Regions from separate parts of the Homo sapiens genome. Here region 1 is linked to region 2. The links are chromatin contacts, found by Hi-C or POLR2A ChIA-PET in ENCODE. All regions are on one chromosome and are shown on one strand. The core of a region is the stretch at or near the end of the contact, and the rest is flanking DNA. Distances in the headings are between cores, read along the strand shown.

What was found. A loop is a pair of places that touch in the nucleus more often than their neighbours do. ChIA-PET counts read pairs that join two places held with the same protein, here RNA polymerase II (POLR2A). Pooled maps may share reads with other maps.
Region 1: a pooled map shows a loop between it and region 2 (4-fold over the local background). The contact joins the promoter of RABEP1 here to the promoter of MED11 in region 2. A Hi-C loop is called at or near these places in 2 of 50 pooled maps. POLR2A ChIA-PET finds 5 or more read pairs at or near these places in 2 of 52 experiments (activated T-cell and common myeloid progenitor, CD34-positive).

Annotation. Positions count from the first base shown.
Region 1 is chr17:5,278,833-5,283,871 of GRCh38, reverse strand. RABEP1 (rabaptin, RAB GTPase binding effector protein 1) reads right to left here and starts at 1,588. Exons shown (of 18, transcript NM_004703.6): 1 at 1,352-1,588. The coding sequence starts at 1,385. RefSeq lists a silencer at 1,149-1,868.
Region 2 is chr17:4,730,178-4,733,731 of GRCh38, reverse strand. MED11 (mediator complex subunit 11) reads right to left here and starts at 2,304. Exons shown (of 3, transcript NM_001001683.4): 1 at 2,158-2,304; 2 at 1,826-1,956; 3 at 125-682. The coding sequence starts at 2,242. The coding sequence ends at 545. CXCL16 (C-X-C motif chemokine ligand 16) reads left to right here. Exons shown (of 6, transcript NM_001386809.1): 6 at 1-199. RefSeq lists enhancers at 2,308-2,357, 1,649-2,468, 2,368-2,507.

The DNA.
Region 1 (5,039 bases), core at 339-2,838, 550 kb before region 2:
CAGCAAAGCAGGTTCTTATAAAAGTCTAAATGCTTACTGGACATCTCCCCTTAGGCAAGCAACAACACCCAAAACTACAGGCTAACAGGCTCTGAAGCACATTTCCCAGAGAGCAGCCAGAACCTTAAAATCTGATAACATGGTTTCAAGTTCCCCAAAGGCAAAAATAAAAAGTAAGGGTTTCACGAAAGGTTATTTTGAGACAACCCCAAGGAAAGCCAAGTTTTAAAGTACCTACTCCGTACCAAGCCCCTTTTCCCAACATTCTACTCTACTCACACTTAAAGATGCTAAGCACACACGCTGATTATAGAAATACACCAGAAAGTACTTTCACAACTAGATACAGTGGGACCTTGGAAAAGCCCAAGCACACTATTTCCAAACATCTATTCTAGGTGGTAAAACCTGGAACCATGTAGTCAATCTGTGAAGCACAGCTTAGTCCAATTTCCCAGAAGGTCACGAAGGGCTCTGACAACCAACTTTGATTATTTAGGATGGGGCCCTTTTTTCCTTCCAAGAATATAAATGACACATTTCTTCGACTTCACTTTTTTTTTTTTAGTTCCACAAGCAAATATCTTCAAGTAGTGCAAGTAGGCCTCAGCATTCTCAAACACTATTCTCATTATTCCTAATACCTCCATAATACTATTATTGTATATACACATTCGTGTTGCTATTTTTATAGATAAAATATAAAGGCATGAATTAACCTCTTGGTTAATTCGTGGGTGAGAATACTGAGGCTCAACGAGGCTAAGAAATGAGCCCAGAGCTTGCTGGTTAAGAATACAGGTCCTCTAGACTCCCAGGCCCCAACACTTAACCATTAAGCCACACTGCCATTCAGGGAATGCTACTAAATCCAGTTACTGTACACAACTACTTTCAGGTCACATAACTGGGTGCAAAGAGTTCTATAGCAAGGATTGGGGCGGCAGGGAGGGTACACTACCTAAGCTAAGATTTTTTTTCTTTAACGAATATAGCACATGTTCCCGATTTCCATCCTCCCCCACGGGCAGAACCCACGTGCCGGTCCCCCGCTACCCAGAACCGCTCCCTCCCCACACTACCCCACGCTACCCAGCAGCCTCCCCACGCCCTTCCCTCTGCCCTCCCGCAAGCGCTGCACCCGCGCCTCCCGCCCCCTCCCCAGCGACGGCAGCCGGGGCGCCCGCGCCGCCCTCGCGCGCCGCAGCCCGCGCGCCCCCGCCTCCGCCCGGCGGGGTCACCCCCGGGGCCTGCGCGCGCCCTTGCCGCCGCCTGCCCGCCCCGAAATCCTCCCGCGACGCCGACGCCGGGCAGGCCGCGCCCGCCGCGCCTGCCATGGTGGGCGCCTCACCGTCAGGCTGGGAAGCCGGGCCCGGCTGCGCCATGACCAGGCGGCCGGCCTCGGGGAGCGGGGATGGGCGGGGAAGCGGCGTCCTGGGCTCCCGCGGGCTCAGCTGGCGGAGGAGGCGTCAACCGAGCCGCCGCCGCCGCCGCCCAGAGAGAAACCGCTAAGGCTGGATCCGCCGGCGCCGCCACAGCCGCGGGCAGAGACGGACCCGACCGCCGACCTCCGCCTCCTCATCCTGACAGCGGGAAATAAGCAGTGCGCAGGCGCAGGGGGATGGGGCGGCACGTGACGTTGGCCCGAGGGGAGGGGCGGGGCCTCGGGAGCGCGGAGGGAGCGCGGAGGGAGCGCGGAGGGAGCGCGGAGGGAGCGCGGAGGGAGCGCGGAGGGAGCGCGGAGGGAGCGCGGAGGGAGCGCGGAGGGAGCGCGGCGGGAGGGGAGGGTTTCGGCGGAGCTGGGCGCCTGACCCAGCGGCGCGGGGAGGCTGAGTGCCGAGCGGAGCTGGAGAAGAGGGGCTGCAGCAGAGGCCTGGCCTCTCGAAGGTGCCGGTCCCGGTTCTCCACCCCAGCACAGTGAGGGGAAAAAAAAAAATGAGTAAGAGAGGAGGACCGATGGCGGGGTGCAGTTCCAGCCTCTACCTCTTCTAGCTTTGCGACCTTGGGAGAGTCACTTCACCTCTTGGAATTTTTATCAATATAATGGCTAAGAAAAGTTTAAACGAGGTAATAAAGTATGAAGAACTGTTTCCGACAGTACTGGGCCTGGACCCCAGGTCTTCTGGTGCAGAGGCCAGTATACTATCCATTCAGCAAATACGTTTGGGTTTTCAGTCGTGATAGATGCTGGAGATACAGCCAGGTACAGACCCTGCACTCATGGCAGGAAAGGAGAAATCATATACACAAAGTGTGGCCCTTATACTTGGGCCCCTGGGCCCTATACTTTAGGAACTCCCCTCTAATCACCACTCCCCGTCTGATTTCGACACCTGGAGTGCCCCATGCCAAGGAGGTAGTTTAAAAAGCTTTTTTTTTTTTTTTGGAGATAGAGTCTCACTCTGACACCCAGGCTGGAGTGCCATGGTGCGATCTCGGCTCACTGCAACCTCTGCCTCCCGGGTTCAAGCAATTCTCCTGCCTCAGCCTCCCGACTAGCTGGGACAACAGGCGCACGCCACCACACCCGGCTAATTTTTGTATTTTTAGTAGAGACGGGGTTTCACTATGTTGGTCAGGCTGGTCTCAAACCCTTGACCTCGTGATCCGCCTGCCTCAGCCTCCCAAAGTGCTGGGATTACAGGCGTGAGCCACCGCGCCCGGCCTAAAAAGCTATTTTGAAATCAGAGAGGAGCATCAGGAATTATGTACATTTTAAGACCCAGCAATCCCACCCCAGGATGAGGGAGTCCACAGGGTTTGGCACTTCAGGACCAAGTTCTGAATACTTGTGGCCCCAGAATTCCCTTTCCAGATGGCTGAAGCTGTGGTCTCTTTCCCAGATCCATTCTCTCTATGGCAGAGTCTAGACATCCCTAAAAGAAGCTAAAGTGAAAGCATAAAGAATGAGTTCATGTCCTTTGCAGGGACATGCATGAAGCTGGAAACCATCATTCTCAGCAAACTAACACAGGAAAAGAAAACCAAACACCTCATGTTCTCACTCATAAGTGGGAATTGAATAATGAGAACACATGGACACAGGGAGGGGAACATCACACACCGGGGCCTGTGGGGGGTGGGGGGAAGGGGAGGGAGAGCATTAGGACAAATACCTAATGCATGCGGGGCTTAAAACCTAGATGACGGGTTGATAGATGCAGCAAACCACCATGGCACATGTATACCTATGTAACAAACCTGCACGTTTAGCACATGTATCCAAGAATTTAAAGTATAATAAAAAAATAATAATAGGCCGGGCACAGTGGCTCACGCCTGTAATCCCAGCACTTTGGGAGACTGAGGCAGGTGGATCACGAGGTCAGGAGTTCAAGATCAGCCTCTCCAAGATGGTGAAACCCCATCTCTACTAAAAATACAAAAAATTAGTCGGGTGTGGTGGCAGGCGCCTGTACTCCCAGCTACTCGGGAGGCTGAGGCAGAGAATTGCTTGAACCCAGAAGGCGGAGGTTGCAGTGAGCCAAGATCGCACCACTGCCAGCCTGGGCGACAGATCGAGACTCCATCTCAAATAATAATAATAATAATCAGAAAATCCACTAATTAGAATCAGTTTCTACTTTCTTTAAATCATTTGTTTTAAATAAGGTATACTTTTATTAAAATGATTATTTCTCACTGAAAAAAAGGGAGGCTAAAGGGCAGCTTTGTTTTATTTTAAGGGGGTGACACGACACTTGGGTGTTTGAGCTCCTATGTCCACAGATCCCTCATGGTGCAGGACAGAGGTGAGAAAAGAAGGCAAGTGAGCCAAGAGACAATAGTTGGGCCAGGGCCTGTGCTGCTTTCGCCACCTCATTCATGGGCATAACTCCCAGGAGCCCAGGAATTCTAAATTTAAACCTGGTCTTCCAGGTCTTAAACAGGTAGATTTGTCCAAGTAGAAGGATAGACTGTATTAAGGTTAGCGGTTAATTGGAGTAGTTTGTAATTTTATTTTATTTTATTATTTATTTAATTTTTGGAGACGGAGTCTCTCACTCTATTGCCCAGGCTGGAGGGCAGTGGCACCATCTCAGCTCACTGCAACCTCCACCTCCCGGATTCCAGTGATTCTCCTGCCTCAGCCTCCTGAGTAGCTAGGATTATAGGCGTGTGTCACCACGCCCAGTTAACTCTTGTAATTTTAGTAGAGACAGGGTTTCACCATGTTAGCCCGGCTGGTCTTGAACTCCTGACCTCAAGTGATCTACCCACCTCGGCCTCCCAAAGTGCTGGGATTACAGGTGTGAGCCACCACGTCCAAACTGGTTTGTAATTTTAAATAATTTAGGTATCTATTTGTACTTTTGCCCCAGGTCCTGCCATCGTTAGAGGAGAGCCAAAATACAGACTCGAGTTTTTTGAGCAGTTAATGTCTCCCAAATGGCTGGTGTGCATTTGAGAGAGCAAGCAGGGTCTCCCCAACACCCTGCCCAACCCCCCATAAATGATTTTCCTGGATGAGCAAATCCATGCTTACCAGGAAGACCTTTGGCCAGGATAGGGCAGCCCAGTGCATCCTCTGTATTGTTGTGATGACTAACACGAGGCATAAGCCATAAAGATAGCAGATGCGGCCAGGTGTGGTGGCTCACGCCTGTAATCCCAGCACTTTGGGAGGCCGAGGCGGGCAGATCATTTGAGGTCAGAAGTTCAAGACCAGCCTGACCAACATGGTGAAACCCTGTCTCTACTAAAATACAAAAATTAGCCAGGCGTGGTGTTGGGCACTTACAATCGGGAGGCTGAGGCAGAATTGCTTGAACCCAGGAGGTCCAGAGGTTGCAGTGAGCCAAAATTGCACCACTGCACTCCAGCCTGGGCGACAGAGCAAGACTCCCTCTCAAAAAAAAGAAATAAATAAAAATAAAATAGAAGGGGCTCCTTCCAGTGAGAGAGTGGCAAATTTGTTGCCATTGATAATGAGGCTTGAAGCCAGGCCCTCAAGTCAAGGTCCCTCAGAAATGGTCAGGCATATGATTTGGACACCTAGGGCTCTCCATGTGAGGGAAGTAGTTAAAAAGCCATTTTGA
Region 2 (3,554 bases), core at 1,055-3,554:
TGTACCCGCAGCGAAGGCCTGGGCTTTCCCACCCTCCCTCCTTAGCAGGTGCCGTGCTGGGACACCATACGGGTTGGTTTCACCTCCTCAGTCCCTTGCCTACCCCAGTGAGAGTCTGATCTTGTTTTTATTGTTATTGCTTTTATTATTATTGCTTTTATTATCATTAAAACTCTAGTTCTTGTTTTGTCTCTCCGAATGAAGAAGTATGTATTTTCATTAGGCCAAGTCTGCGGGAAGGCTGGGGCAGCAGCATGAAGTGTTTGAGGAAGTGGGTTGGGTATGTCAGTTTCCATCTCCTCTCTGAGCCTGTCAGGGTGTTTCTGGAGTGCAGAGCAGGAGCACCCTGCTGGAGAGGCCAAAGCATAGCTGTGGGCAGGCTCGGGCTTCAGTTTTTCCATGCCCACCATTTGCCCCTTTGTCCTAGGGTACTTTGACCAGCAGGGTATGTTGGTGCTCATACTCCCCACCCTACATGTTCCCAGGTTCTGTCCCATGGCACAGGTGATGGTCTCCCTCTCAGCTCTGGGTCCATCTCCCTGGCCTAGTTCTCCAGCATCTGCTCACAGGTTCGAGCCACATCACTGAGCTTGAGGCGGGCATAGTCCACTCGCTTCAGAGCCATCTGACAGTCCTTCCTCGAAGAGTAGCTGGAGCCCTCATGGGGCTGCCCTGTGGCCACCTACAAGACAGACTATCAATGGAGCACCATCTCCTTTACCCTAACTCCAACCAGGCATCAGGTCTCGTCTCATTTCTTCCCTGAGTTTGAATTTGTTAGGCCATCTGGTAGCTGGGTAAATAAATCATTTAACTTATGTTAATCTTGTCTGTAAAATGGGGGTGACAATAACTACTTCCTAGAGTTGTTGAGGATTAGATAAAGTAATGCAGAGTATCTGGCACACCGTAAAAATTAGTAATGGTAGTGGTCCCTGCGACGATTTCAGAACCTTCTCAATCCTGTCCCTCTTCTCAGGATATAAGGATTTGGGACCTCGTGGCCTGGAGGTCAGGCCAAGTTTCCAGTGACAAAGTTCTGTAGTTCTAGCATTATTTACACATCTTCTGCTAGGCACATGTGATGTTACCCAGTGAGGTATGCAGGGCCACCTTTAATTCTTTCATTTTATTATTTATTATTTTTTGAGACAGAGTTTTTGCTCTGTTACCCAGGCTGGAGTGCAATGGCATGATCTCGGCTAAGTACAACAACCTCCGCCTCCTGGGTTCAAGCGATTCTCCTGCCTCAGCCTTCCAAGTAGCTGGGGTTACCGGTACTCACCACCAAGCCCGGCTTTTTTTTTTTTTGAGACAGTCTTGCTTTGTCACCCAGGCTGGAGTGCAGTGCTGCAATCTTGGCTCACTGCAACCTCCACCTCCTGGGTTCAAGCGATTCTCCTGCCTCACCCTTCCAAGTAGCTGGGATTACAGGTGCCCGCTACCAGCCCAGCTAATTTTTGTATTTTTAGTAGAGACGGAGTTTCACCATGTTGGCCAGGCTGGTCTCGAACTCCTGACCTCAGATGATCCACCCGCCTCAGCCTCCCAAAGTGCTGGGATTACAGGAGTGAGCCACCGAGCCTGGCCTAATTTTTATATTTTTAGTAGAGACGAGGTTTCACCGTGTTGGCCAGGCTGGTCTCGAACTCTGTCAAGCCACTGCGCCCGGCCCATTCTTTCCTTTTAGAGGAAGAAACCCGCTCTGGATGGCCGGCTGGGGAGGTCTGGTCCTGCCCAGTTAATGCTCCACCCTGGATCACCCAAGCCTGAGGCTTTGACCCAGAGCTGGGGTTCGCTCGCAGAACCCCCCAGACACACCGACCTGGGTGAGGTAGCGGATCTGAGCTGACAGCTCCGCCTCCACGTGTTGCACTGAAGCGGTGAAGGCCGCCGCCTGCCGGTCTAGGAGCCGCTCGTTAGTTTTTTCCTTGGACAATTCTAGGATCACAGTACCTGCCAGGGCGGAGAGAGGGCGGGGACACACGGAGACTGCCAGTGTAGCCTCTCCCTAGGCCAGCCCCTCTCAGTCCCGCCCTTTCGCTGCGCACGCACGTAGGATTCCCTCCCCAACCCTGCTCCAAGTCCCAGGTCAGGCTGCCAGTGCAGCCCGGTCACGCTTTCGCTCCCCGCTGTCCAGGTTGTCGCATCCCGAACCTGCATTCTGAAGGATGGCGCCGATTTCCCGTTCAATGTCTTCCAGAGCGCGTAGTCTCTCGTTCGCCAGGCTGTAGGTAGCCATTATCACTCTGGGAATTCTCACCAAGAGTTTCTCCTCAGAAACGCGACGCTTGTTCCGGAAGTGGCTCTCGGTGTGCGCCTGCGCAGAGGGCACCGTGTAGCGAGCACTACGATTCCCAGGATGCTCAGCGCAGCCTCGCCTCCTCGGTCCGCTTGATGAACTACAACTCCCAGGGCCCGCTGCGCCTCAGCCACAGGACCACCCGTAGTCAGAGGCGACAGTGGAATATCCCCTAGCCCGAGGCCATTCAGACCTGTCCATCTTCTTGACACTGTCTGTGGCCTCTAGTTTATTCTACACAAGTTTATTTATTTATGAGACAGTCTTACTCTGTCGTCCAGGTTGGAGTGCAGTCGCAAGATCTCCCTCCCTGCAACCTCCACCTCCCAGGTTCAAGCGATTCTCCTGCTTCAGCTTCCCGGGTGCCTGGGATTATAGGCGCCCGCCACCACGCCCGGCTGATTTTTGTATTTTTAGTAGAGACGGGGTTTCACCATGTTGGCCAGGTTGGTCTCGAACTCGACCTCAAGCGATCCACCCTCTTCGGCCTCCCAAAGTGCTGGGATTACAGGCGTGAGCTGAATCTTAAAGGTGAACTACGTGGATGAAAGCTTGTAGTGGAAAAGGGAGACGGCATAGGCAACAGCATGGTGCTGTGACGGGAACAGCGCATGTGGAGTCCAGCAAGGGATTCTGCCTGCCTGGAGTGAACGGAGCGTGGTGGGGGTTAGGTATGACAATGGTGAGGCTGGAGAGAGGAGCGGAATCAGGAAAAGGCTTGCAAGCTATGTACTTTGGACTTGAGTCTGAAGACATTTGAGCCTTTAAAGGGTTTTTAAGAAGTGTGTTATGACCAGAATTACCTTTTTTGGAAAGATCGTTTGTAACAGTTTATAGTAGATTATCAAGAATGAAACTAGTTTGCCCAAGGTTAGCACATGAAGGTTAGACTCAGTTAAACTGAATGGTCTAGCCTGGGGAACATAGTGAGATACTGTCTTTATAAAAAAATTTGGGGGCTGGGCATGGTGGCTCACTCCTGTAATTTCAGCTCTTTGGGAGGCTGAGGTGGGAGGATCACTTGAACTAAGGACTTCGAGACCAGCCTGGGCAATATAGTGAGACCCCATCTCCTATATTTAAAAAATAAAGGCTGGGTTTGGTGGCTCACACCTGTAATCCCAGCACTTTGGGAGGCCGAGGCGGGTGGATCACCTGAGGTCAGGAGTTCGAGACCAGCCTGACCAACATGGAGAAACCCCGTCTCTACTAAAAATACAGAATTAGCTGGGCATGGTGGCGCATGCCTGTA